2 separate regions of the Homo sapiens genome follow, and region 2 is linked to region 1. The links are chromatin loops, found by intact Hi-C in ENCODE. Cell type or tissue: B cell. All regions are shown on one strand. Each heading gives the region's core, and the rest is flanking DNA. Links, peaks and the distances in the headings are about the cores only. Region 1 overlaps PRKCH (protein kinase C eta). Region 2 overlaps SYT16 (synaptotagmin 16).

The links. Peaks named below come from ENCODE experiments on the same cell type or tissue, not always from the same donor. Only the 100,000 strongest peaks of a DNase experiment are listed, where the experiment ranks them.
Region 2: it touches region 1 in a loop (26-fold over the local background); 2 of 110 quality-filtered maps call a loop at or near these places.

What each region holds. Positions count from the first base shown.
Region 1 is chr14:61,449,277-61,464,684 of GRCh38, reverse strand. It overlaps PRKCH (protein kinase C eta), which reads right to left. Exons shown (of 14, transcript NM_006255.5): 6 at 13,714-13,843; 7 at 11,332-11,459; 8 at 7,366-7,509; 9 at 7,006-7,179. Among named protein-coding and RNA genes, the nearest start is that of PRKCH-AS2, 89 kb to the left of the region's middle. RefSeq lists a silencer at 3,040-3,334 and enhancers at 6,584-6,753, 6,615-6,784, 7,078-7,247, 9,752-9,921. In B cell, for the core only: a CTCF peak has its summit at 7,842 (motif pointing left); a DNase peak (open chromatin) is centred at 7,834.
Region 2 is chr14:61,916,752-61,932,159 of GRCh38, reverse strand. The region is part of intron 1 of SYT16 (synaptotagmin 16); the gene reads right to left. Among named protein-coding and RNA genes, the nearest start is that of SYT16, 110 kb to the right of the region's middle. RefSeq lists an enhancer at 1,096-1,948. In B cell, for the core only: CTCF peaks have their summits at 6,817 and 7,016 (motif pointing left); a DNase peak (open chromatin) is centred at 6,999.

The DNA.
Region 1 (15,408 bases), core at 3,265-11,264:
TGGAAACCATCATTCTCAGCAAACTAACACAGGAACAGAAAATCAAACACCACATGTTCTCACTCATAAGTTGAACAATGAGAACACAGGGAGGGGAACATCACATGCCAGAGCCTGTTGGGTGGGAGGGCAAGGGCAAGGAGAGCATTAGGACAAATACCTAATGCATTCGGGGCTTAAAACCTGGATGACCAGTTGATAGGTGCAGCAGACCACCATGGCACATGTACACCTATGTAACAAACCTGCAAGTTCAGCACATGTATCCCAGAACTTAAAGTAAAAATAAATGAAAAGTAAAAAAAAAAACAAAACAAAACCACACACACAAATGGCCAACAGGTATAGAAAAAATGCTCAATATCACTAATCATTGGGGATATGCAGATTAAAACCACAATGAGATATTATGTCATACCTGTCAGAACAGCTATTATTGAAAAGATGAAAAATAACAGGTGTTGAAGAGGATGTGGAGAAAAGGGAACCCTTGTACACTGTTGGTGGGAATGTAAATTAGTATACTCATTTGGAAAACGGTATGGAGGCTCCTCAAAAAATTAAAATAGAACTACCATATGCTCCAGCAATTCCAATACTGGATATACATCCAAAGAAAATGAAATCAGCATGTCGAAAAGATGCCTGCACTCTCATGTTCACTGCAGCATTACTCACAATAGCCAAGATATGGAATCAACCTAAGTGTTCACCAGTGGATGAATGGACAAAGAAACAACGGAATATATACACAATAGAATACTGTTCAGCTTTTAAAAAGAAAGACATCCTGTCATTTGCAACATGGATCAACCTGGAGGACATTGTATTATTTGAAATAAGCCAGTCACAGAAAGACAAATGCAGCTTAATCTCACTGATATGTGTAATCAAATAAAGCCAAACTCATAGAAACAGAATAGAATAGTGGTTACCAGAGGCTGGAGGATTAGAGAGATGTTGACCAAAAAAATATATATAAACAAAGCACTGAAAATTAAACATCTTTATGAATAACATTTTATTCTTTATATTATTTTTGTAGTCCAGATTATCAGAAAAACAGATCCAGGAGTATACATTTTGTGAGTTTTAGTACAGGTTATCAAATTAGTCACAAACTATTAGGATTTGCAGTGCTATCAGAAACAGATAAGGATGCCCATTTATATACTTGTAAGCAGTGTATATGATTATAAAAAAAAAGGGGAAATAATCTATGGGTTCATAAACCTTTGTAGCAATCTTGATAAATTATCAAATATTTGAAATTTGCTTACTATTTCCTTTTTGCCAAGAACAAAAGGACCTATAAAATACTTACCTTCTCAATGTTTGCTGTCCCCTCCATGTGGGTGTCTGGGCTGGCCATTGGGAAGCCCTGGGACATTTTTCCTTTGGTGTGAGGATGGAGGGGGTCATCACCACAGTTGAACTGACTCACTTTTGAACAGCACTTCGCACTGTACAAAATATTCTGCATTCTCTCATTTGACCCTCACAGCGATCCTGTTTTCATTTTAATGATAAGAACTTTAAGGGTCAAAGGAATTTTAGGACAGACTCAAGCCATTTAGATGGTGGAAAACAAAGCTAAAACACAGTTCAGGTTTTCTGTTCCCAAGGGCAATGCCATTTCCATATTGTCAGGTTGGAGGGGAGCCAAGACAGATAGGAGGTGCTTAAGCCGAGGCTGAATCAACCAACTAAATGCGGAATAAGACAACATATGGAGTCAGAGTCAGCCTGACCTAAACTTGAACTTTGTCTCTGCCACTTACAATCTAAGGGATCCTCGGCTAGTTACTGCCCTGCTCTGGGCTTCAGAGAGACTGATTCCACAGGGCTGCATGAGGAGAGTGCTGTTTTTACAAAGGCCCTCACAATGAAATGCTTTGCAGGTAGAGTGGCTCCAACACCCCCTCTCACTCCTAAATTCTCCAGGGGAGACTGTCACAGTTCAGCATTACACACTGATTAGCATCTTACTTGAGAAGCCAGGGCCTGCAACACTGGGCAGCTAAAAAGTAAGCATCTTTCTGCTGTAACTTCTCATAGCAAGTAACACTTTCTGTTCTTTATAGTTAGTTTTCCAACAGTAAATGGGGATAGTTTTACAACAGTAAATAAGGACTTCCAACAGACGAATGCACAGCGAGCAAATGCTATGTGTACTGTGGAGTCCGATACCTTGCAAACCTCAAAGAAGGCAACAACGACAGCAAAACTAAAATTGTATACCTCTATCTCAGCATTAGAAAATCTCCTTTGCTGCTTTTTTTTCTTTTCTTTTTTGAGAAAAAGTCGTGCTCTGTCACCCAGGTTGGAGTGCAATGGCACGATCTTGGCTCACTGCAACCTCTGCCTCCCGGGTTCCAGCGATCCTCCTGTCTCAGCCTCTGGAGTAGGTGGAATTGCAGGCATGCACCACCACACCAAGCTACTTTTTGTATTTTTAGTAGACGGGGTTTCACCACGTTGGCCAGGCTGGTCTCAAACACTTAGGCTCAAGTGATTGCCCCACCTCGGCCTCCCAAAGTGCTGCCTGCGCCCAGCCTCACTTGCTTCTTTGAAGTGGGTTCCCACTACTTCTTTATCATTTAGCCTAAAGCAGGGGTACATTCCCTTTATCCTTTGCTTTGGAGACATCTACTACAACACACACATCTTAAACCGCAATGGCAGTTCCATGCCTTTGGTTTCTCTGGTGGAGAAATAAAAGTAACTTTGCGGTAATGACTGCCACCTTGTGGTCAAACATAAAACTTCCACTAGGAAAAATAGACTTCAATGCTAGTAAAGGCTTCACCCACTAAACACTGGGAATCTCATGTGGCCGCTAAAATTTTGGTATACTGTAGAATTTATACATTTTCCTGGAACATTTTGATTGCATATGCTATATTGATTGGGTTCCCAATCTGTTCCAGGTTACTTCCTCATTTTACTCTACCATAACATGATCTGTTGATGAGATCTTTGCTTATAATCACCAGAATTTCCTTTTACAGATCAAATTCCCCTGTTAGGTATGAGATACTTCTTTCTTTGCTTCAGCAGTAGTAACTTGGAACCATTGCTGCTGCAAGACCAGGTAAGCTCACTAAATATCAGTTGACTGCTTGACTCAAAGGTTACCACCTGGTGAAGATGATCTAACCTCATGTCATAGGAAACCATGTGATGTTTGGCTCAGGCCCTAGGAAGAAGATCTGAGAGGTCACCTGGCTCTGCGGCTTGACTCATGGTGTTCATGGTGGTGTTCAGGAGGCTGGCGCTTGAAACCCCGGCGGGCAACCAGTATCAGCTACCAGCTATCCCTCTCAAGCCTCAAGCTGTAACTCCACTCCTCTATTCCAAGAAAAGAGCCCAACAAGGGGGTGAGGGCAGGGGAGGGGCTTTACGTTGGCAAAGTGCCCAGCCAAGGAAGTCGTTTCAAGGCTACTCCAGGGAGCAGTGTGGGGCAGGGAGAACTGGAGCTCCAGGGGAACCAAGGACCAATCCAGCAGAGGGAAAGCAGAGGATGGGGGCAGGAGCAGCATGGGCTCCAGGGCCATCAAGAGCCACTGAGGACCAATGAGGAGCAGAGGGGAAGGGAGAGGCGCGCAGGGGAGCCGAGGCCCACGAAGCCATTAGCTGCCTCCCCATTTTTTTTTCTCTTGATAACGCTGGGGTGGCGTGGGAGTCCAAGCCATGTATCTCCTTCAGTGCGTCCTGTCACCAAGCTCCCAGACTTCTCTGCTCCACCCATTCTCCAGGCTGCATGTGGCCCTCCCAACACAGATTTGAATACTAGTGACCCTGAAATGTATGAAAACGCCCAGCTTCACTCACAGTTAGAGGAATGCAAGTTGGAACTTCAAATATACCATTTTTCTAACTCTGAGATGATCCAAATGACAGAGAGCATGCCATGATGGGAAGGCGGGGAAATGCACCTTCTCACTCAAGCTTTGGGAGTGTGAATTTAGAGACGCAGCCCAGCAAATAGGAAGAGCCTGCCTGGACTCTGCCGTCAGACCACCTGGCTTCAAACGCTCTCTGCCACTTAGGAACTAAGCTTCTTTGTACCTAACTTTTCTCCTCTGTGAAATGGGGTGATAATAACAGAACTTATTTCAGAGGGTTACTATAAGGATTAAATAACAGACATAAAGCACTTAGAACAATGTGTGGTACATGGACAATAAAACGTTCACTATCTTTAACCACAATGGGGGAGGGGGCAATTGAACTCAATCAAAATGTGAAATGCATATACCCTTTGACCAAGCAATACTACTACTAATAATGTGTCATACAGAAACACCAGCATAAGCACACAAAGACAAAAGTACAAGGGGACTCACTGCAACAATGACTGAAATAAAAGACTAGGAACACAATACATAGCAACAGAGGAGGAAAAGTTAAATTAATTATGTCATGTTCTAAAATGGAGTACTATGCAGCCATTAAAAATGAGGCAGCTTGGTATATAGAAATACAAAACAATTTCCAATATATACTATTAATATTATGTCTTAAAAAAATAAAGTGGCCAGGTACAGTGGCTCACGCCTGTAATCCCAGAACTTTGAGTGACTGAGGTGGGTGGATTGCTTTAGCCCAGGAGTTTGAGACCAGCCTGGGAAACATGGCAAAACCCCATCTCTACAAAAAAATAACAAAAATTAGCCAGGTGTGGTGGCATGTGCCTGTAAGTCCCAGTTTCTCAGGGGGCTGAGGTGGGAGGATAGCTTTAGCCTGGGAGCTTGAGGCTGCAGTGAGCCATAACCGTCACTGCACTCCAGCCTGGTGACAAAGTGAGACCCTGTCTCAAAAAATAGATTAATTAAATTTTAAAAATACAGAATCATGGGCAAAGTATACTATTATTTGTGTTTTTAAAAGATAAACATGTATGCATATATGTGCTGTATATATATGCTTTTATGTACAGAAAATTCTCTCAAAGGCTATAAATAAAACGAGCAATACTTGTTTCTTTCGGAGAAAGGATATGAATATTTGGAGGATACTTATATTACCTATCGCAAGAAATTAGATTTTCATAATTAAAACATACAACCTGATACGTCATTCCTCTGCTTCCACTTCTTCCATGACTTTCCATTGCTCTCAGGACTAAACCCAAACCCCTTAACACAGCCTACAAGGCTCTTCATGGCCTGGCCCTGGCCCACCTCGGCTGCCTCAGTTCTCAAGGCCCCTGTTCAACCTCGATATGCTGTGTGTGCTGAGCCTCCTTCACACCTGATGCTCTGTCTCACCAGCAGACCCATAGTGTGCTGTTGACCCTGTATGACATATTCACCTTCATTCTCTGCCTAACTAATTCTAATTCACTCGTTTGGTCCCAGCATGGCTTTACCTTCCCTAGAGGTGTATTGCCAGCCTCCCTGACCAGTCAGATGCCCCTATCCCGCTCTCGTGGAATCCCCTACTTCCTTGATGGTGGCACAGGCCAGGAACATGCCCAGAATTCACTCTCCCAGAATGCCTTTTGACAGCAAGATTCTGACACATCTGTGGCAGACCCTCCCTCTTGGTGCCTTCTCCAGGGCCATTTTCCCTCTTCATTGATACCAAAAGCCCAATTTTGAGCCTGATTCTAAATAAAAGCAGAATGCCCTGCTCCAGGGGCTGAATCAAGGTTGGTGTGAACCAATCATGGTCTGCCAGCTTATCTTGGCCTGATATTTGCTCTTCCAGCCTCCCTTGCTAAGGGCATGATATGGTTTGGCTGTGTGTCCCCACCCAGATCTCATGTTGAATTGGAATCTCTAATGTTGGGGAAGGGCCTGGTGGGAGGTGATTGGATCATGAGGCAGATTTCCCCCCTTGATCTTCTCATGATAGTGAGCTCTCATGAGATCTGGCTGTTTGAAAGTGTGTAGCTTTTCCCCCTTCACTCTCTCTCTCTCCTGCTGTCACGTGAAACCCTGCTTGCTTCTCCTTCACCCTTCCGCTATGACTGTAAGTTTCTTGAGGCCTCCCCAGCCATGCCTCCTGTACGGCCTGTGGAACTGTGAGTCAATTAAACATTTTTTCTTCATAAATTACCCCGTCTCAGGTAGTTCTTTGTAGCAATGTGAGAACAGACATACAGGGCAGTTGACCCAAGTCTAGGAAAGATCTTCCCTCCCTGAGAAAAGGGGACTGGCCATGAAGCCCTTCAGCCCCTGCCCTTATGCTTTCTGCTTTGGATGCTATCATGCCAAGGTGTGGCATCTAGGGCTGCAGCAAATACCTTGGGACCCCAAGGGAAAGACATGTCCAATGTCACTGAGCAACAAATCCAACCGTAGCACTGTTACCACCAGACTTCTCATTATGTGAAACAACAAGTAAAAAGTTTGTACTAATGAACCAAACTCATCCTTTCTATTTATTGTTTAATCCACCGCTGGTCAAGTGTTCCATTAACTGCAGCCAGAAGCATTCCTAAACGCACGCCATTACAGGGCAGACAGATTCAATTCTTAAGACCAGTCCATGGTTTCAGGCAAAGGGTCGTTGCTAAGGCCAGAAGCAATGCCCTGGGATGTTCCAAATCAAGGTACCTCTCTGGGTCCTCTCAGACCCCTCTTCTAAACTCCTGTGCCCAGGTCAGAACCAGCCCAGCATTTAGGAGCAGAGTCACAGCCAAATTCATCAAGACAATGAGCCCATGGCATTTTCTCTGTTCTTAGACTGCTGTAACTTTCATTCACCTTCACTTCACCTACAGAAGATTTATGTATGATGACCTTTTCAATCCTGGGACACACAACCCTCACGGTGCTCCTTCCCCAGGACAGCACAAGGGGAAGGGGTGAATTCATAAGCTTCCATTTTTCCTCCAGAGGTTGGCAGAAGTCACCAATACCTCCATATGACCCTGCCTTGGGAGCCCATCCCCCAAAATTTCTGATACTCAACTTTATGAAATCTCCAGTATCTTACTGTCTCAGCTCTGTAAGAAAAGAGGCTGTTGGTGCAGTGAATGTGATTCATACTTACGGGGGTCTGAAAGCAGCAGAACAACTGAGTGAGGAAGGGGTGATTGCGGGCCAGAGACAGGATCCTTTTCTCGGTCATGGTGCATTCCACATCATCATCCTGCAGAATCACGTCCTTCTTCAGCACCTTCACAGCATAGAGGTCTCCTGTTTCTTTTACTCTTGCAAGCATCACCTATGGCAAAGCAAAAGGAGGGAGCATGAGGGAGTCCTCTTGGGGGTCTTAGGGTGTGTGCACACAACAGGAAGAAAGAATGGCACATGAGAAATGTGAGTATGTGCGCATGCGTGCACACACACACACACCCCCCATACACAGAGCACACTTACTTCAACCCAAACAGTTAAAGCCAAGACTCACCTTCCCAAAACTCCCCTTCCCCAACACTCGGATGAACTCAAAGTTGTCGATACCAAGTCGGTTGGAAGAATTAACCCCAATCCCATTTCCTTCTTTGCTGCTCTCCTTTCCCTGTCGTCTTAGGGTCGATCTGGAAACGAGTTTCTGAAAGAGTAAGAACACATTAAGTCAGAAATTGCAGCAGAAGCATGGAGCACCCATGCACGAAGAAGACCTTATTGGCTGGGAGCAGTCTCACCCCCAGTATAACGTGGGGGAAAGATCAACTCAGTTTGACAGATGATCGGTTCTGCCACTCGAAACTCCCTCAGTATCAGCTTCTGAATCTGTGCTTACTGCTTTGTGTAAAAGGTCAATTAAAAATACGTCTAAGCCATGGAGTTACAGTTAGCGCTCAAGTGGAAGTGCATGGAAACACCAATGCCTTGTGTGGTCCCTTGGGTGCCTTCTGCGGTGGCTTTCCACGGGAAGGTCCCATTCCACGAGCGCCACCTAGTGTCCACTTTTTACAGAGAGCAGTTCTCATGTCTACTCAGAGATTCAAGCATCATTCAGCACCAGGACACGAATGAAGCAACGTTTTTTAATCAATATTTTAAATTATATAGGAGAAATAAAAGTCCAATGTGAATATTAGAACAATGATCAAAAGCATGAAGAATAAAAATCTAAATACCTAAAATCTCACCAGCCCTCTGCCAAAGATATCTATATCCATGTATAAATAACACACACGCACACGTTTTTATACTTGGTTAATTTTTAAAAACATAATCAAATTATGGTTTCATAACATACATTTGTATTCAAAAATTTGTCCTGGGTATTTTTCATGCCTTTAAATTTCTTTCAAGAATATGAGTTCTAACGGCTATTCAATATCCATTTCATGGATATCTCACAAGGTATTAATTCCCCTGCCATTAGAAGGATGAGGCATCTCCCCTTTTTCACCACAGTGAATAACACTGGAGTGAATACACTTCATGCAAATCTTCAAAACAGAGTAATTAAGGGTCTAGCTCTCAAGCAAGCTGCCTGGATTCAATAACAGCTCTGCAAGCTAACCTAAGACCCTGAGCAAGTTACCTACCCAGCCTCTCCCTACCTCAGTTTCCTCTTCTGACAAAGAGAAGGTTAAAGCATCTGCCACATGAGTCATTAGGAGGCCTAAATGAACAAATGCATGTAAAGCACTTAGATTGGTGCCTGGCACATTCAATAAACTTAAGCTGTATTGTCATTATCATTATTCAGTTTCTTAAGATAACTTCCTGCAAATGGAATTCCTTGGGCCAAAGTGCTAATTTTGAAGACTTCTGATACACAGCCAACTTACCGTCTACAATAAGACTGACCAATCTACACTCTCACCAGCATGATGAGAGTTCTAGTTTCAACACAATGAATGGAAGGTAAGTGTGCCTGCCTCAGTTGGCTTTCCAGTTCCATCCTACTGAGTACCTGAGGATGTTGCTACCTAAAGGCAAGGTGACTTTTGCAGCTGGCCCACCTTGAGACATTTATAAGATAAGCTACCACTAGACAACAGATCAAAAGTCTAACATCCAGCCAGGCACCGGATGTCATGGATTAAGGATACTTGATTCAAATGACAAGTGCACTGTCCATTCCTAAAGATCGTGCTGCATGATCTTTATTCCTATTCTTATCTTATTCCCATTGTATCTCAGAAGCCCTAGTTCAGGCTGATATCTTTAATCTCTGCTCTTCAGGGATAACTGTCCCATGCATTAGCAATCCCCGCACAATATTGGCATCCTGCCCGCCTACCCACAAGACAGACAGACCGGATTTCAAATACATTTTTTTACATAATAGGTTTCAAATACATTTTTTCACCATGATTTGATGAAACCCATTCATCTAAATCACATGTAACAGTCATTGCTGATTTAGTATGATCTAATATAAGGATTAAAACATTTATCGTAGTGGCAATTCAATAAATTGTCAATAGGCCAGGCGCGGTGGCTCAAGCCTGTAATCCCAGCACGTTGGGAGGCCGAGACGGGAGGATGACAAGGTCAGGAGATCGAGACCATCCTGGGTAACACGTTGAAACCCCCCATCTCTACTAAAAAAAAAAAAAATACAAAAAATTAGCTGGGCGTGGTGGCGGGTGCCTATAGTCCCAGCTACTCGGAAGGCTGAGGCAGGAGAATGGCGTGAACCAGGGAGGCGGAGCTTGCAGTGAGCTGAGATTGTGCCACTGCACTCCAGCCTGGGCGACAGAGCCAGACTCCGTCTCAAAAAAAAAAAAAAATTGTCAATGAAAGTCCCTGATCTACTAGGCAGGAGTCCTTCAGTAAAAAGGAAATGAGGTGGTTGGTGCTGACATTTTCAGGATTATCAAGAATCTCACAGTAATTGCACTTCCCTTCCTCAGCACCCAGAGATTAATTAGTTGAGTCGATAATTTTCCTGAACTGGACACCAAGCTACACCGTTCAGATCTTACATGGCTATTTCCCATCTCTAGACGCTGACCAGGAAGGCAACAGTAAGACATGGGCTTGGGAAGCAGCCAAGGCTCAACTGGATGACAGCAGGTGGAGGTCATTCAGGGAGAGTGCTGACAAAAACATGTGCACTGCAACTGACACAACTCCACTCACTCCTGAGAGTCCAGAGGGAGAGACTCCTGTCTCCTGCTGAATGTGAATGATAAATTCACAATCCATAAACCAAAACTTCAGAACTGCTGGACTCCAGGGCTGTGCAGAGCCTCTGAGATCTTCAAGTTGAACCGCTTTAGAGGTGAGGACGCTGACGCCCATAGTTACTGGTCACCTGTCCTGCCTGGTCCCCAGACAAAAGCATAACCCAGGATCCTGGGTTTTAGGCTTTCACCAGACCACAGTGACAGGAAGCTGATTTTAAAACAGAAAAGAAAGGCTGGGCGTGGCAGCTCATGCCTGTAATTCCAGCACTTTGGGAAGCCAAGGTGGGCAGATCACTTGAGATCAGAAGTTTGAGACCAGCCTGGCCAACATGGAGAAACTCCGTCTTACTAAAAATACAAAAATCAGCCAGGCGCGGTAGTGGGCACCTGTAATTCCAGCTGCTCGGGAGGCTGAGGCAGGAGAATTGCTTGAACCTGGGAGGTGGAGGTTGCAGTGAGCGAATATCACTGCACTCCAGGCTGGGTGACAAAGCGAGACTCTGTCTCAAAAAACAAATAGAAAAAAGAAAAAAGAAAAAAAAAAGGAAAGAAAGGAAAAAAGTCCTTCTTTTGCTTTCTGTTTATTACTTGTTGCTCATGCTCATTATTTCTTGTCATATAACTGTATATACAATCTTATCCGTGAAACAAATTGCTATTAAAAATGCTATTTCAGCCAGACACAGTGGCTCACACCTGTGCAATCCCAACACTTTGGGAGGCCAAAGCGAGAGGATCGCTTGAGCCCAGGAGTTTGAGACCAGCCTGCGCAACAAAGTGAGACTCCATCTCTACAAAAAAAAAAATAAAAAATTACCCTGACATAGTGGTGCACACCTGCAGTCCCACCTACTTGGGAGACTGAGGTAGGAGGATCACTTGAGCCTAGGCAGTCGAGTCTGCAGAGAACCATAATTGTGCCACTGCACTCCAGCCTGGGTGACAGAGGAAGACCCCATCTCAAAAAGGAATGAAGACAGGGAAGGGGAAGGGGAAGGGGAAGGGAGGAAGGAAGGAAAAAGGAAAGGAGAGGAAAGGAGAGGAGAGAGAGAGAAAAAAAAGGGAGAAAGAGAGAAAGAAAGAAAGGAAGAAAGAAAGAAAGAGAAAGAAAGAAAAGAAAAAAGAAAGAAAGAAAGAGAAAGAAAGAAAGAAAGGCAATAAGTCTGTTTATTGTATTTGCTAAGATTAGGAACTTTGATGAGGCCACATGCTCTCATTTGGGCTCATCACATCTGAGCAACTTCTAAATTACGAGACATGGAAAAAAAGCAAAGTCTCACCGAGGTTGGAGAAATATTTCCGGGTTGGAGACCCATCCCTGCCAGGGTCTTGGCAAGTTCCACCGCATTTACCCCACAGTTAGGGGCCACGTTCGCTTGACATCGAATATGCACATTCATTTTACATACTAGAGGGAAAAGGAAAACAGAATCCATGTTCAGAAAGGAACCAATTCAACATGTGCTGCAACAGAGAACTTTAATAGCCTAAAAGATTATAACAGAGGAATTATACCGGCTGAACAGTATCATTTTCTCATAAAATTAAGCTCACACTAGTAATAGTTCCTGACATTTTATCTATTTCTGTTTTCTGCAGAAGCAGAAAGGCAAGCATACTAAAGAATAATATATTTCAAATACATTTTTTCCACCATGATTTGATGAAACCCATTCATCTAAATCACATGTAACAGGCATTGCTGCCTTAGTATGATCTAAGATTAAAACCTTTATCGTAGCGGCAATTCACAGGCAATTAAATAACAAAGAATCATGTCAACTGTATTTTTTTCTGTCTCTCAACAGTGAAATAAAAGGTAGCAGTTTAAATGCCACATGTAGATCACTGTTCAAACAGGATGGAAATGGTGTTTCTACAAGAAAAACCTCTATCTGCAGCTTTCTTTCTGAGTATTGTTGTGGTTGGGCAGGCCTCACAGCACAGAGATGGGCATCCTGTGAGCCTGTGGTTCTCAGCATTTGCAGCCTGTGGTTCTAACTGCTTCATAGTGGGGAAAGGCAACTTTTAAAACTTTCTGAAGGTCAGAGTACAAATGGCAGTTGAAGAGGCGAGCAAAGAAAGCTAAGCTCCTGAGGCACCGGAAGCTGCCTGGGGACAATGAAGGATCTGAGGCGTTATCAGCTGGAATAAATTCTGAGACAGTTTTTTGACATGGGCCCTGCTGATGGGAGGTGAAACTGAAGCGACAAGCAACACATTCCTGTTTTATGGAGTCAGTCCATCTTGGAAGCACACACAGATCCAGGTTTTGTGGGGCCTGAATTTACATAATTTAGGAGGCCTTCTTTAAGAAAAAGAACACCAAATCAAGTAGAGGGCTTTGGAAGGTGCCCTTGAGAGAGAGGAGCCCTGAGACTTAAGCTTCATGGGAAACCCACCCCTCTCAGGAAGACAGGTGTAAGACACACGAGCCTACAGAAGCCTTTCAAAACCACCAAGTGACCATAAAGGCAAAAATCACAAGAGCCGGATTGCTGCAGGTGTGCTACCCTCAGGCCACTAGGGAAGAGGACAATGCAGATGAGCCCCATGCATGGCTCTGCGCATCAGCAACAATGCAAGGCAGAAAGGGATTTCCCACTGGGAACCCATACCCAGGTGAGACCGTCACGCTAAGATCAAGCTGCACCTGGACCAACGCCCTACAAGTTATCCATGAGCTGGCTACTGTTTTGGTTTTATGAGAAAAAAATTATTAGTGTTCTACAGAGATAGAAGAATGTGCCCTTCTTAAAGACAAGTGACTGGCCCCTTTTTGTTGACAGAAGCAGGCTCTGTAAGTCCAAGCAGTCAATGGAAGTTGTCTGGCTATACTCATGCCAATTCTACCTCACCATTGTTCTCCTCAACTGGCGACTTGGGGTGTGTCTGATAAGAAAGGCTTCAGGTGCACCCCACGGCAGTCAGATCATTACATTTCCATACAAGATGGCACAAGGCCAACAGCTCCCTAACTCCTAACAGGACAGGGATCAGCTCTCACCCACTCAGAGCCTTTGCTAGGGCCAAAGCTCCAAACTCTCACTCCACTGGGCACAGCTGGTGAGATGCAAGCTTACAATCAAGGCTTTATCTTCCTTCATTCTACCCCTGTCTCCAATCTCTTTCACAAGACCCAGGGCAGCTCTTTTTATGCTGTGACAACTCCATTCCTGCTGATTTCTGGTGAGATCATCAGATCTATTCTGCCATTTCTTACTCTTAACCCAACCTTCTCATTTGGCCATCTCACCTCCTCACCTCCTCCTAACTTCCATTTCTTTGAAATTTTTATTTATTTTTTTCTTTTTAGTGTCTCACCTGACTCAACCATCTTCCATTTCTGACTAAGATCCCATCTTTTTCTCTTCCAAACACCTATTAAAATACAGTGTCTAGGCTGTATTTGTCAGCTAGCGAGCTAGATCACTGAATATACCATTTGACTTAATGTCCTATGATTAGAAAATGTTGGCATCAGATGAAGTTCTCTTTACATGCCTGACAAGAAACATGTAAGTTTAAAATGACTAAGATGTTGATTTACAACATATCTAAAACCATCAGTTCTAGGACAGATTCTGAGTCCACAGAATTCTGAAAGCTTAGGGCATAGTGTTCCCATGAAGAGGTGGGTACCCAGCACCTCAGCATCTCACTTTTACACTGAAGTCCTTGTCGCATTATTCCCCAGAGCAGTGAGCCACAGTGATCGCAGAATGTTGGCACTTTGTAGTTGTGGATGCTGAACTTGTGTGGGATGTTGATCCCGAACCTCTGTTCTGCAATCTGTAAAAAAGGAAATAAAGGGACAAGAGCTAAAATGTCATACCAATGTCCTTTGTAAAAACTGTAATAGGAGCCCATCAAATGCAAAGTGTCACTATGACACCTGAGCTAGGTATATTATTTTACTGTACTCAGCCCTGATTAATTACTCAGGTCTTACGAACCAGACTAAACACATTTTCTAATGAACAGGACAAGACAGAAATGTGGGAAACACATTAGATCATTTGCCATTTTGAGAAATAAAAATTAAGATTTTCACTTCATCTTTCATATTCAGGCCATATTTCTCTCCTTGCCAATCCCCTAACACCCCCATCTATTTCCCAGAACCTTTTAACTTCAGGATTAAATGGGTCTTTTATACACTATATATACTTGCTATCACTGTAAGTTCTTCCAGACATTGTGTCACGGGAAGAAAAATAAAAAGAAGAGACTCAGAGGCCATGGAACCACAGAAGGAATTTATTCCAAAGTGACATTAAAGTAACTACTTATTCAGCTCTTCCAGCCTTTCTTTGCCTGGCATTTGCAATCTGACAATCTGAGTTAAATCTCAGTTTCCAGCAAATAATTCCACTAGGCATGTACTCTGCAGTCCATACCACAATTTGATGCTATAACAACAGATCCATGCATGACAAGGAGTAGGGCAATCATTACTCCTCTTGAAACTTTTATGGCCTCTTTCTTGGAAAAGCTGTGGTTTATACCTCTAGGTATACTCTTTAGCAATCCTATATGTGTACTATAAAGAACCATTGTGTTCCAGAGTCATTCTTCCAATGCCTCTGCAAATCTACTGCTAAATGTCAGCAACACTCCATCTGCTTTTACCTCTAGAATTTAAAATGTATGCCTATTGCAGATGAATGCAATATGAGTGGCAAGAATGATGTTGAAGCTTATACACATACACACACACACACACACACACAGAGAGAGAGAGAGAGAGAGAGAGAGAGAGAGAGAGAGAGAGAGACATCTTCCCTGAAATTTCTTAAGAGGCTGGAGAAAGCCAGCAATCTTTTTACTTAGGAAACATAATTTACAGTTATTAACATATGTATCACATCAATTCTATGTTGTTTAACTTACAAAAACTGTGTGAGGGAAACATTGATCCTGTTTTAAGACTGAGGAAAAGAGAGATTGTAGGCCTTGCCGCAGCTCATAGAGAAGATGGCTAACAGAGGCTGGATTCAGCATTCAAATCCAGGCTGTCAGATGCCAAGTTCAGGGCTCCTTTCACTCTGCCAAAAGTCTCTCCAAATAAGTAGAACCAATCCATATAGCTTATACCCAGCCAACCACTAATGGGGTCCTCACAAAGGAGGGATGATGCCACATAAATACAGAAATATAAATGCCATAATTTAAAAAAAGGGAGAGAGACATTTCTATTCTAATACAACCCTTGGCTTCAAAGAATGTGGAAGGGAGGTGGCAGGGGGAGGAAAGCAGAGGTTTGGGGACGGGGAGAAGGAAAAGAGGGGGAGGAAAGGAGGGAGGGAGGGAGAGAGACGGCGGTACACAGCATACACAATACACACGCACATTTA
Region 2 (15,408 bases), core at 3,777-11,776, 470 kb before region 1:
TATCTCGGTTATGAAGGAGCTGGGTGTGCTGGCTGGTGGCCACAGTGCCCAGTGTGTGTTCAACTGGTTAAAGCAGTGTCCAGTTCCAAAGTAAAATTGTCCTCTGGTCACCTTTGATGTCAAGCTCTCTAGTCTTCCCATTAATTCAAAAGATCCAAGAGCAGGAAGGTCAACTTAAGAAAAGGACACTGTTGGTGGTACTGCAAACTGGTACAATTCTCCTTCAGGGCAGTTTTCTAATACATATCAAATACCATTAACATTCCAGAGCCTTTGACCCAGTTATGACACTTAAAGAATTTATTCTAATGGGTGCAGCACACCAACGTGGCACATGTATACATATGTAACAAACATGTACATTGTGCACATGTACCCTAAAACTTAAAGTATAATTTAAAAAAAAATTTATTCTAAGGAAATGATCCTAGATGTACACACGGATACAGCAAAGATATTAATTGCAGGGCTGTTCACAATAGGGAAAAAATGGAAACAACCTAAAAGTTCAATATGAGACAGGCACTAAGTTTTAGTACAGTCACACAAAGGCATTTCATGCAGCCATTAAAAGGGCTGTAGAAAAACTTTTGTACTACTATACAAAATGAAGAATGGATTTTAAAACATAAAATACAGATGTAGGCATATGAATAACTAGAAAGCTATACATCAAAATAATAAAAATAATCATCTCTGAGTGTCTTCGTTGTGGACTTTTTTTCATTTATCAATTTGGCTACAATAAAATGCTATCACATAATTTAAAAAACAAGCGAATATTTTTAAAAAAAAGAAAATAAGAGAAAGAATATATGTTGGCTCCATCCTGTCCCTAGAAAAGTATATGCAAAATATAACCAATTGACTTTTAATCTATCTCCTCTAAGAAAGAATCCTGACTTGGACTAATGTGCTGCAAAATGGGCTGTTTTCATTTATTCATTATTTACTAATTTCCTCCTATTTACAAAGTTGAGGTGCTGCATAGACAGTGTGGAGGTAGGGGAGCCACTGAAAGCCTTAAAGACAAGAAAGTAATATGAGATCTGCATGTGCATTGGAATGGGGCACTCCAGAGGTAGGAAGACAAGTATGTTTTCTATTGCTGCTGTAGCAAATTATCACAAACTTAGTAGCTTAAAAGAGTACACATTTATTATCTTACAGTTCTGTAGGTCAGAAGTCCAAAATGGGTCTCACCAGGCTAAGAGCAAGGTGTGAGGAGGGCGGCATTCCATTCCAGAAGCACTAAAAGAGAATCCATTTTCTTATCTTTTCCTGCCTCTACAAGTGGCTCAAATTCCTTGGCTCATGGTCCCTTTCTCTATGTTCAAACCCAGCAGCAACAGCTAGTGGAGTTCTTCTTATATCACATTACTCTGACCTCTTCGTCTGCTTCCCTCTTCCACTTGCATAGACTCGTAATTATATTGGTCCCACCTGGACAACCCAGCATGCTTTCCCTATTTAAAGGCCAGTTGATTAGCAAGTTTAATTACCCATTGTCATGTAACCTAACATATTCATGGGTCCTGGGGATTAGGATGTGAACATCTTGAGGGGATGTGGGGCACTATTCGGCCTACTAGAACCATTTAAAAATTATTACAGTGATCCAGATGAGAGCCAGAAGGATGGCAATGGCCAAAGGGAAGGGGTGGAGAAGGCAGTTCCAACAGATGTTAAGGTTGAAACTTCTAGGATTTGGTGGTGGTCAGATATGGAAAGTGACTTGCAGCCTAGCTGCCAGGTGACAGCTGTGACCCCTCACAGAGACCGGGAACACATGCAAAGGACCAGGTGAGAGAGGGAGATAATGTGATACACATGCAGAACCAGAGGTGCTCATGGGATGTCTGGGTACACACGGCTCTGTGAACAGGTGGTCTGGAGGGAGGACTGGCTGGAGAAAAAGAAATAGGAGACAGCGGCATAAAACTCATGGATGAAGTGAGAGATAGGAGCAGATCAAGCCATCTGCTCTAGTATGAATCACATGGAAAGAACAGAAAAGCCTGCCTTTATGAATATAAGCATCTTGTACTCAGCATCCACAGGTTTAGAAGCCCTAGATAAGATGTGAGCACCACATGGGTCAGGAAGGATTATTCTCAAGGTGGATTAAGCAAGCTGGCCCCTTCCTTGCTCAATTAAAGCCATAGGGAAAAGTGCCTTATGTTTCCATAGTTTTAAAGTACTTCTGTGACCTAAGCACACCATGTAACTGCCTTATATACAAATTGACCTAGTGAACTATGTGATTATGCAAAGGCTACACTCTATTTCAGCGGTCTTGCCCACTCTTTCAGTTTTAAAAAAAGGCAATTGAGCAACATTTAAAACCATATTTAAGCCATCAAAAGTTTTCAATCACCCTGATAACAAATTTTGAAACTCCTTTGCTATGATATTACCCTTTTAGAAACATGCGTAGAGAAAAATAAGAAAACCAATTTGATTACCCAAACTCAGCTTCCCACAACACATTCTCCAGAGACATCAATGCTCCAGCAATGCAGTAGAAACAAACATCTAAGATATTTCAGACATGCCTTCACTGTAAATTCACGGATCAAAGGCAAAAGAAAAAAGTTTTATCAATTTTGGTTTTGCCCAACTACTGCTTAAACAAGTATTCTTCCCTGAAACATTTAAAATCCAGAAAGAGGCAGCGGGGTGTTGCTAGGCACGACCGCCAGGTTAATATCCCTTGCACATCTTTTTGTGAATCTCTCCTCTTCACCTGACTTGTACGCATCCTCCCCTACAAACAACATAAACACTTTTCTCTGTTCCTGTCCATCTCTCTGTGTGAAACTTTATAAACACCTAGAATTGTATTTCATAAAATTTAAACAACTCAAACCTCCAGCGACTCCAACAGGGTTTTTCTAGTCGGCCAAACCTGAGGGGTTAGTGAGCAGCCTTGACCAACAAATTTCACAGAAGCTGCTCCACCAGCTGTTACAGAGATGCACTGAGCATAGCTAGATGAACTGACTACATCAAAACAGCCTGAACTGTCTTTACTAGTAATCCCCGGATCACTCTTCCTTTGGGCCTCAAAATGGAGAGAAAAACTGAACTAAGCCAGTGCTGAAGAGGTGAACCACCAGAAATGTGTTTAGCATGAGGATTTTTCATAGATATTTAGCAATGTTCTTGCTCCATGGTACAAAGTGAATTTTCCCCTGCACACAGGTTGTCACTAATGACTATGCACACAAGAAGTGTCAGGCTTGTGCCTACTAAATCACCTTTCTTCCTGCAGGAGATGGTGCTTTGGGACGTGCTTTTATCCATATTTATGTACTTATCCTCATTATCGTGTTCCTGAGAACAAGCTGTGTGTTATGCCCTAGCCTCAAAAGGAAGTAATGCTCAGTTCTTAACCCAGGTTATTTAAAAAATAACCAGACACCTCCGGTGTGCTTATGAACAGAAGAGTAGCCGATATCTACAGACTTAAGCCCCTCTAATAGCAAAGAAGCAAGCTCTGTAAATGAGAACAAAATGTAATTGCCACTGTCTGTTTCTGCCAATCCCAGAAGACTGGGCTTCTCACCTAGGTATAAAATTATCAGGTAAATGCCTGATCATGTTGCCATGGGATTTCTGATGACTAGAGATCACTAATCCTTCTACACACCCTCTCTGGACTAGGTATTCAGACACACAAAAAGGAAGCTTTACATAAGCTCACTTAGCTCAAAGACATATATGCCAAGGTCAAGACTATGTTAAAAGCTGAAAACAAGAACAAGAGAGCAAAATTTCAGTTATGTCCTTTTTTCCTGCCAATTGTTCCTCAGCAAACAGATTTCTAGCACCTACTTTCTTTAAGTAAGTGCCCCTGATGTCCATTCCTATCTCTTAGGAGGACAAAGCAAATCAATTCCACTGCAGCTCCAGTCAACATCCCTTCCCCACCTTCCCACCTCTAGCCTCTGTCTAGCTCCGCCTTTCAACCCCTCCATTTTCTATAACACTCAGGTGAACTCGTATGATACAGATCCATAAGGGGTTTGAACATGCAACAACAGAAGTCTCAATTTAAGAGAAAACAAATAGGTTAAATATCAAACTTACACCTATTACAGTTCTTGTACTATTTTCAAAGTAAACTAGCCCCTTCCCTCAGAATATCAAAGTTAGCCTGAGGACTGTTCAGAACAACCAACTTACCCAGCTCTCTGGAACTTTCACGACTGCAAAGCAAGTTAAACCAGGCATGATATTTCCTTGAGAAAGTTGATTCAATTGAGGCTACCTAGTACTTCCTGGAAAAGCACCTCCACCTCCCCTTCTGACACTAGGTTATTAACTTTTTTCTAACTCTAAGTCATAATGACTTCTTGCTCTCCTTGGAGTTAATAATACGTACCCCAACTGTGCAAAACTGCAGTTCCCACCTAGCAGGGGTAAAGGAAAGCCAGCTGCTTACTTGAGTGTGAGACTCACCAAAGGAATGTTTGCTAACGAGGAGGTAGAGAAACTGGTCTGACTCACCATGATAGCTATTACAACCTTCTGCCTTAATAATTTAATCATTTTTTAAAAAACACATAACCACCTGTTCAATGGCATTATTAGTTCTGTCTTTATGGAAAAAAAATTATCATCCTGATAAATTTGCTGCAAATTATTATTCATTTGCTGTCAAACTGTAAGTAATTATTCCCTTTAGGGAACAGATGTAATTTGCTGCCCTGACTAAACTCAGACTCTGGCCATAAATATTTTGGTTAATAAAAAAAGTGCTTTCTCTTATTTGTGCCTAAAGCTCCTACAATAAATAGCCAGTGCAGGATCACAGCTGGGATGCTGATGAAGACAAAATGCCTAGTCTCCTGTGAATATCGTAACCTGGAATAAAAATAGATTACTTCCCAAGTATTCATCACTCATTTTTTCACTGAATAGCTTTATAGAGCCTCAGGCTGAGATGAAGTCATGCTTCCTGGAATTTAAAACCAAGAGGGTCACAGAAGCTAAAAATCACTGCTTTTGCATAGGTAAAACTGTGAAGCCAGAGGCAATAGCTGGGCTGTTACTCTGTGAACACTAAAAAAGTGAAGTTATGTGGGATGAAGGACCACTGTTGCTGAGTTGTAACAGATTTTTAATTTTCCTGTTTCATACAGGAGGAGTCCTATAATTACAGCTGAGTCTTTGTTACAGGATTACTAATTAGTCTATTTCACCTAAGTAAAAAAGAAAACTAGTATTTTATTTTTGTACATGTTTTTAAAAAGCATAGAAACTCAGAGTTACAGAAGACCCCACAATAGTAGTTTTTATCTCTGGAGCTAAGGACACCCTCTGAAACTGAAAGCCCTGAACCCTCTACTGGCAGGGTGGGGGGTGAGGGGGAGGGGCCACACAAACGAAATTGTGTAAATATATTCATAGAATGTATTCATGTCCCCTTAAAATTCACCTAAAAAGCCCTTTGAGTTCCTCAAAGTCCAAGTTAAGAATTTCCACTTCAGAGGTAATATCTGGCCACTGCCTCAGTCCAATTCTCCCACGAGACCAATACAGAAAAGCAGTATCTCTTTCACATTATAGCTCTTTAAAGAGTCCAAGGTGCTGTCCTTCCAACTGACCTTAATTAAACATGATTTTTACACTCTTATTCTCCTGGTCATATGAGTTTCTTCCCAAAGCACAGAAGCAGAATGTTCTAGAAAATGAAGGAGCATGCCTTGAAGTGAGTTCCCCCATCACTCATTCCCCATACAGAGACTGAACTCTCACTAGCTAAGGGTGTTGCAGAGAAGATGCAAGAATCCAGACTAAACTATATTCATATGTCTGTCTATGTCCTTCATAGGGGTGGCAATAAAAACTAAACACTGTGTTTCCCATGAGTTTCAACCAGACAGAACACATACTCTTTGACTCTTTGCATTAATTTGGGCTGAGTAAACCTTATTTTTAGCCCTAAGAAAGCAAATTCCTTCTAGCATCTAATGTCTAGATTTTTTTGGAAGTCACAACTTGACTTCTATTGAGTTCTCAGTCTATGAAACCCCGATATCTCCCACACATATGCTGCTAAGTCATAGCACTCACCATTCCTGGTGACCATTTATTCATTTAGACCATATATTGTTATTGACAGCATGTCATGTACCAAGCATAATCCAGACATACAGCCAGGTTTAAGGCAGAAGAAGTCTCTGCCTTCACAGAGTTTACACAGTGGTCTTACACAATCTGAACCATGACCCTGGTCTTAGATTTTCCAAGTTTTCCTTTGGCTTTTACATTCTTGTGAAATCTCCACCTTTTCCTTGAGGGAAAAATACCACCAGTTGTGTGTAGGCCCCACACACAGCTTTCAGATAATTCTTCCAGGAATTCTCTCTCACCTTCAAGGTAAGAGATTCTGATTTATTCAATTTAGGTGAAAAGGGAGAGGAACATAATCATTGCATCATAAGATGTTAGAAGAAAATAAGGCCAAAACGTGAAAGATGGTCAAAATAAAGCCTAACCAGGAAATTTTCATAAGAGAACACATGTTCTCTGTACAAGGAAAACTGTGTATGCATTTCTAAAAATCTTAGAGAAGAAACCCCCTTTTTTGTACATTAATTACAATGAGACTAAGCAATGCTAGTTTCTGAAGTAATCTTGAAAAGTATTTGTTTTCTACATTTTAATGCTAAGAATATAATTAGCTACTTAAAAGCAAATGCTAATACACCATTTTGTGTCCACGTTGGACACTCTTTGCACAACACATGATTTGATACTAATCTATGCCAAGATTTTCCTCTACAGTCACAAATTAACTAAAACTGGCCACAGGAATTCCTTTCTTACTGCCAAAAAGCTCTCTTTTCAGGCTTAACACTTTCCAACCTCAGCATAAAGACCCATCCCAGGTGTAAATAGCTGAAAGGAGGGAAAGAGGGAAGGAAGAGAATTGAAAAAGCAATCGAAGAGCATCTTACCGTCAGAATCTATGCTAGGTTACCGTGCCAGAGACTGCCCCCCAGTGTTTATTCTGTCCTTCTTCCTTAGGAATAGAACAACCAGCATTTAGCTATGCCAATGGCTGTGCCAAATCAAGAGGGCGCTTCCCAGCACCTCTAACAACTGGATGAAACCATATAACTAAGGATTGGCAAATGAGATGCAAGTGTACGTTTTATAGGCAACTTTGAGATGTGTTAAAGATGGTGAAGCAATGAGACAGAAGCAGCCTGGGTCCCTAAGGATCAAGAAGCTAACACAATCACCCAAAACTAAAGTGCCTGTGAACTTTGCTTACATGATAGAGAAATAAACTAATGGTTAAAGGCACCATAATTTGGGGTTGTCTGTCACTTGTGGCTGAATTTAATCCTAACTGATACAGCAAATTTATTTAATCCATACACTATTTGTATTAGGTACTGTTCATCATTGCCATTTTACATAATAAGAAACTGAGGAATATTTCTGCTAGGTCTCTCATAAGCAAGAGGGTTTCATACAGGGAAAGAAAAACATGGTAGTATGAGAAAAAAAGAAGCACAAGTTGGTGCAATATGTAGCCGATAGCACTAACTAGATTGTCATCAAAGGTTTTTATACAGAATTTTGAGGGGTAGGTACTCGAACCAAGATTTCATTCAGGTAATTGATTTAATAATGAAAAGGAAATACACCCTCGTTCTGAATTCATAACACACTAGTTGTTTACATCCTAAATTGCTGCTGCTGCTACAAACACTTCTACTCTCTGGTTAAACTGCAATGAAGTTTCCAAGCCTTGCTTAACAATTTCATCTGAAAGACAACTCTAAACCTTACATATCCTAATGTGCTGACACCCAGGGATTATCTTGGCTCCAAGGTCTCATATACCCTCAAATAATCTCAGAGACCTGCCAACCATTAGGGGCTCTGGGGTGATTTGGTTTAATAATCTCAATAAATAAACTTCACCCAATTTAACCCCACCTTTTGTATCTCTCCATGCCCCCTAGCACAGTGCTGGGAGTAACCAAGTTCATCAAAAACAGTCATTTAAAGGGACTGTCTACTATGCAAGACTCACCACTTCAACTTTAATGTCAAAATAATTTCAGTGTCTCCATATCCCTTTCCTTTCATCCTGATTCAGCATAGATAGTAATCTTTCATGTATAGCACTTTGTATTAACTTCGCCTGAGATTTACCTTTTAAGGGAAACTATTCATTTCTGCAAACAAAAAAGACTGACAGCAGTCACAAAATACATTAATTGTGATCTTAATGAAGAATGTAGTCTTATAATCATTTTTGTCAACATGGTTTTGAAGGGAGGTCAAATTCCTGCTAATAATATGTTGGTTTTGAATCTTTATAAAGACATGACAGCATGATTTTCAAGAACTTTTTTTTAAAAAACCAAATACTAGATAATTAAGTTGTAACAGTCAAACCCCTAAACTCAAAATTCATTTCCATTTGTCTGGCACAGACATTTCACTGTACTACGTCCCAATAACTTCAGTAGGATGTTTAGAGGCTATAAATAAAGTTTCTCTCCAGATATTACTAGGGCGCCTATTTGGAAACAACTGTAAAACAAACAGCTTGAAATGTTTCCGCTCGCTCACTGGCCAAAACACAGGAAGGGATTGTCATCTAGTGGTGAGGTCAGGAAATAAGAGATTTGGGGAAGAGAGGTTTGGGGTTCCTGGAATGGTTGCTTGATTCTGTAATAAACCAAGCAGTAGAAATCAATACAATTTATCACCAAGAACAATGCAAGTCAAGCCACATGGCTGAATTTAGTCCTAACTGATACAGTGAATTTATTTAATCTATACACTATTTATATTAAGTAGTCTTCATCATTGCCATTTTACATAATAAGAAAGTGATGAATAATTCTGCTAAAAAAGGTAGAGAGAGAGAGTTGTTAAGTTGTATTGATCTACTTCTTATGAATGAGTTTGGTGCCATAGTTCCATAATTTGTAGCCCAAATAATTGGAATATTCTTTTGTTGCCCTAATAATTTTCTACATAATATTTATAAGAGCCATTCTCTTCCAGCCTGCCATAATGAGCAGAAAGAATAGTATACAAATAGGTCCACTTCATTTTTTTTTTTTTTTTTTTGAGACAGAGTCTTGCCCTGTTGACCAGGCTGGAGTGCAATGGCGTGATCTCGTCTCACTGCAACCTCTGCCTCCCGGGTTCAAGCGATTGTCCTGCCTCAGCCTCCTGAGCAGCTGGGATTACAGGCACCTGCCACTACACCCAGATAATTTTTTGTATTTGTAGTGGAGACAGGGTTTCACCATGTTGGCCAGGCTTGTCTCGAACTCCTGACCTTGTGATCGGCCTGCCTTGGCCTCCCAAAGTGGTGGGATTACAGGCGTGAGCTACCACGCCTGGCCTACAAATAGTCCACTTCTTTGTAACACTAGTTTCATTGCTACCCATGCAAATTTATAAACCATTTTTTTTTACTTTAATTTTAGGTTCAGGGGCACATGTACAAGTTTGTAAATTCAAGGTAAGTAAATGCAAGTCACAGGGGTTTGTTGTATAGATTATTTCATCACTCAAGTACTAAGCCTAGTACCCAATAGTTATTTTTCCTGATCTTTTCCCTCCTCCTACTCTCTACCCTCAAGTGGGCTCCAGTACCTGTTGTTTCCCTGTTTGTGTCCATGAGTTCTCATTATTTAGCTCCCACTTATAAGTGAGAAGATGCAGTATTTGGTTTTCTGTTCCTGAGTTAATTTGCTAAGGATAATGGACTCCAGCTCCATCCATGTTCCTGAAAAGGACATGATCTCATTCTTTTTATGGCTGCGTAGTATTCCATGATGTATATGGACCACATTTTCTTTATCCAATCTGCCATTGATGGGCATTTAGGTTGATTCCATGTCTTTACTATTGCGAATAGTGCTGCAATGAACAGACACATGCATGTGACTTTATGGTAGAATGATTTCTATTTCTTTGGGTATATACCCAGTAATAGGATTGCTAGGTGGAATGGTAGCTCTGTGTCTAGCTCTTTGAGGAATCACCACGCTGCTTATAAAGCATTTCTTTTCTCTTTACACAAGGCACTAAGTTGAGCCCTAAGTGTGCTCTTTCTTTTGAGACTGTAGCATTGACAATTAAATATGTGCCAGATACTCTCATTTTAGACATAAGAACCCTGGGCCCACTTTAAAGCCAGGGAAAAAGCTCATAGAAGTACTTGCTTGGGGTAAAACAGCTAGTATTTTATTGAAGCTAAGACTTGAAACCAGGTCTGTCTGCTGCCAAGTCCTGTCTCTTAATCACTGCACTATTACTGGCTCTTTCATCCCACTTCCAATAGGGCATGTGCTTTGAGGTGTTTGCCCCATAGGTGACAGCCTGCTACCTGTCCACTCTCTCTTGCTGGGTTCTCCATGTGACTAATGACAACTAGCAGTGTAGCTGGCTTGAGTTAGACAATGTTGAAACAGAAGAGGCCAAACAAAATGGTTCTTCTGTGGCTCCTGAGCCCTTTACTCTAAGTCAACAAAGCTACCAGGGCTCAGAGCAGAAGCTCACAACCCCAGGTGACACCAGTCAATATGGAATATAGACCTCTAAGGAAAGAACTGAGAATGAATACATAGATAGGGCAGACATGAAATTAAACATCAACACTGCCTCCAGAGCTAAGGTTATGAATGTAACAGAAACACTGAAGTTTCCTGCTACAGAGACTGAGACTGGGAAAGTGGTCCCCTTGCTTATGATTAGTAACAGAAGGCTCCTGGCAGGATAATTTCAGGTGCTGTCAGGTTGAGGAAGTGGCTCATGGCCTTTGCAATAAGGAACAATGGAGTTAGACCTGATTCAAGAGGCAAAGTGACACCCCGGGCAGGAGGGGAAGGTTCTAAAAGAACCCACTGCTGCAGGAACATGAGTTTTATGACAATAATTAAGCAAAACAGGAGCATTTATTCAGTCAAGCTCTGTTTTTCAAGGCTTACTGTGCCAGGTTCTGTGCTAGATGCTGAGGGAACAAAGATGAAGAAGTCAGTGCATATTCTCCAAAGGGAGGCAAGAGACAAATCTAAGTTTAATCAGTACATGTAAACTACCAAGCTGGAAGTGAGCACAGAGGACTGGGGGACACAGGGAAGGGTTTCCTCCAACAGCCTGGAGGTCTGAGGAGAGTTTACTGAAGGCTGAGGCTCTTTAGTTGCTTAACCTAGTAGTTATGAGCATCTGGAGTCAGACTGTAAAGGGTCACATCCTGGTTCTACCACTTACTGCTCTTTAATTTAGGCATGCTACTTCTTAAACTTTCTGGGCCTCAATTTCCTCACCTGTAAAATGGAAACAAGAATAGTATCTAATTCACGACGGTGTTATAAAGATTAAAGCTTAAACGAGAGTCTGACACATCCAGTAAATAATCAATAAGTCAACTATTTGTATGGCTGAATAGAATAATAAATATTCATTCAACAAATGAATGAACTCAACAATTTGGGAGTGAGAGAAATCAGGAGGAAGTCTGCGTTGAAATGGCATTGTCTCAAATGTCTACAGTGCCGACGGGACACCCCAGTAAATGTTTCTAGAGACAGGCCTGGACCTAGAGATATAAATTTGGGAATCATTGAGTGGTTGTAGTCATGGAAATGGATGAGATCATCTAAGAAGAGAGAGAGGACAGAAAGAAAGGTTAAAACCAAGTTCTTCATCACACACCGGGGCCTGTTGGAGGGTGGGGGACAAGGGGAGGGAGAGCATTAGGACAAATACCTAATGCATGTGGGTCTTAAAACCTAGATGACAGCTTGATAGGTGAGGTGCAGCAAGCCACCATGGCACATGTATACCTATTAACAAACCTGCATGTTTTGCACATGTATCCCAAGACTTAAAGTAAAATAAATTTTAAAAAACCAAGTTCTTAACAGTGGAAACACTTAGAATTCAGGTCAAGAAGGGAAACAGCAAAGGAAAATAAAAGGGTAGGAGGAAGCAACCAACAAGGTAGGAGGAAAAACAGGTGCATGGTAACCAGATGAATAAGAGGCCAAAGGACCAGCATCAGCAAAGGCACAGGCGTGTGAAACAGCAATGTGTGTATGTCGGGGGGCCTGGAGCATGCAGAAATCTCCAGCAGTTCAATACTTTCTGAGCATAAATTGAGAGGCAGTGGGGAGATGAAAACTGAGATATAAGAAAAACAGAGTGTGATAAAATGTGTATCAAGGATTTGAGATGACTAAATCATCTCAGAGGTTTGAGGAGGTTTTCACCACGACAGAGTTCTGGCCAAGTGTGCATATCAGATAGCTTTTTCTAGCAGCTATCTGGATGATGCCTATGGGAAGCAAAATAATGCCCTTTTTCTTCATATGTCTATGTCCTAATCCCTGGAACCCATGGATATGAGAGGTTACATGGCAAAGGGGAAGAGTGCAGATGGAATTAAGGTTGCTAATCAGATGACCTTAAAATAGGGAAATTATACTGAATTATCCAGATGGGTCCAATGGAATCACAAGGGTTCTTAAAACTGGCAGAGGGAATCAGATAAGAAGGACCAGAGAAATGGCAGCATGAGAACTCAACCCACTACTGCTGACTTTGAAGATGGAGGAAGAGGCCATGAGCCAAGGAAGGTGGGCAGCCTCTAGAAGCCAGAAATGGCAAGAAAACTGATTCTCTCCTAGAGCCTCCAGAAATAAGTGCCATTCTGCTGACATCTTGATTTATCCCAGTGAGATGAGTCTCGAACTTTTGAACCACAAACTGCATGATAATAAATTTGTGTACCTTTGCACCACTAAGTTTGTGGTAATTTGTTACATCAGCAATAAGAAATTAGCACAATGTCCTTAAGAGGTAAAACACTAGAAGCAGAAAACCCAACTAGGAGGCTGTTGCGTTCATGCAGAGGACAGATGATGATCTGTCTTAGGAAAATGGGACAGGGTAGGGAACAGTGGCTACTGTTTACCTGCTCTTGTGCCTAGCAACGTATTTCTATCACATTTTTATCAGGTCTAATAATGGAACACATGTATTGCAGCAAAGTTAAAATATATCCCTGTTGGAGAAACAACTACCTAATGAATTGAATTGGAAGCTACTGCCAAAGGCAGGTTAAAAAAGAGTCAGGAACTTTTAAGACTGCACCCCAGGACCTGTCTCTTCTAAGAATCCTCCCCATATGTTGGGTTTAGTCTTATATTATTTCCAAAAGTTATAAAAATGTTTTTCTAGCTCCTGATTCTCTCCTCTACATTTCCCTGGCACCTAGAAATGCCTTGCCTACATGCTTGCAACACTAATAATTTTCTCTCTCAGGAGGTACCTTCTGCTTCTGTTTTTCCACACAAGTAATTCATATTCATTGTAGAAAAATCAGAACACAAACAAGAAAAAGAAGGTAAATCAACCATGATTCATCACCCCACCCCCCAGAGATAACTTTTTTTTTGTATTTTCAGAGCTATCTTTGAGAATGTTATATTAATATTTATACATATTCATGTATTTTATTTTTAAAAGTGGAATCATACTCTTATAAAACATCATGCTTTTCTTGCCAGGCAATATATTATGAATCTTTCCATGAATATAAACATTTAAAATATAATTCTTACAGGCTACTAGGTATTTTCAACATAAGAATATACCATCATTTATTCCCTCAGTCCCCTCATCACTGGACATTTGGCTTTATTGTTCCTTTATCCCCCATCTTCTGTATTTCCCCTCTTTTCTTCCAGGTGTTTGCAGCCATCACCACCTGTTGGCTTTAGGTCAGCCATGCTACAGTTTATGGCTCCTAGCCCCATGGATGCTCTGGGGGGATGCTTTGGTTCCAGAATGCCATATTTCCGCCCATATGATTAATTACTTAGATCTCTGGGTCCTTCTAATCAGGACACTGGATAATGAGACAAAAGTTGTTTAAAACAGAACAACAAACTTGACCTTCATTGATAATGTTAATAGTGGCCAGCAACATACATCAATTTGAAAATGCCTTCCTGCCAAAGCTTTGGTTACTAAAACTAAAAGTTCCATACCTTATGATTCCTTATGCAGGTCAAGCATCTCTAATTCAAAAATCTGAAGTGCTCCAAAATTCAAAACTCTTTGAATACCGACAGGACACCACATGGATGGCTGAGGTAGTCACACCCTTGCTTTCTTATCATTCTATATACACAAACTTCATTTCATGCACGAAAGCATTTAAAATATTGTTTAAGACTACCTTCAGATTATGTGTATAAGGTATATATGAAACATAAATGAACTTCATGTTTAGACTTGTGTCCCATCCCCAAAATGTCTCATTATATATATGCAAATATTCCAGAAGCCAAAAGCCAAAACACTCTGCTCCCAAACATTTCAGATAAGGGATACTTAACCTATAGTTTATAGTGCTGTGTTTATTTATAATTAGAACAGCCTTGTTCTGACTCTCATTTGCAAGTGACAAAAAAAAGTCCAACTCAAGTACCTTTAAGCAAAAAAAAAGTGGTTTCACACAACTTAAAATCAGATGTAATCAAATCCAGAAACTCAAACAATATCAAGAAGCTGCCCTCCTTGACCTCCTGACTCTGCTTTCAATTGCACTGGCTTTATGTTTTGGTTGGGAACGTTTCCCCTTAAGGGGTAACTAGGCTTCTATGATCATAGCTCCAAGTCTAGTAGAAGATAGCTTCCTTCCTCAATATGCTCCCCCCAAAAAATCTTAGAACTGGCTCTTATTGGACCACTAGGCTTATTTACTTGTCCGTGAACCAGTCAATCCCTGTGGCCCAGAGGATGAATAGGCCACTGATTTGATTAGTCACAGGACTCCCATGCTGTGTACTAAGTATGGCCAAAGAGACAGGGTACAATTACCAGGAGGAAAATAGATGCTGTGTAAACAAGGCAATAGACATCCATGCAAGGATGGGACTCTCCAAGACAGTGATCTTCACTTGTTGGGATCACAAACCCATCTGAGAATCTCATTATGGAGGTTCTTCAAAAAACTACAGACCTACCATATGATCCAGCAATCCCACTGCTGGGTATATATCCAAAAGAAAGCAAATCAGTATGTTGAAGAGATATCTGCATTCTCATGTTTATTGCAGCACTATTAATAATAGCCAAAATATAAAATCAACCTAAGTGTCTATCAACAGATGACTGGATAAAGAAAATGTGTCATATATACACAATAAAATACTATTTGGTTAAAAAAAGAATGAAATCCTGTCATTGTCAACAACTAGATGGAACTGGAGGTCACTGTCTTAAGTGAAATAAGCCAGCCAAAGAAAGACAAATATCTCATGTTCTTACTTATATGTGGGAGCCAAAAGAAAAAAAGTGGATCTCATGGAGGTAGAGAGTAGAATGGTAGTCACCAGAGGCTGG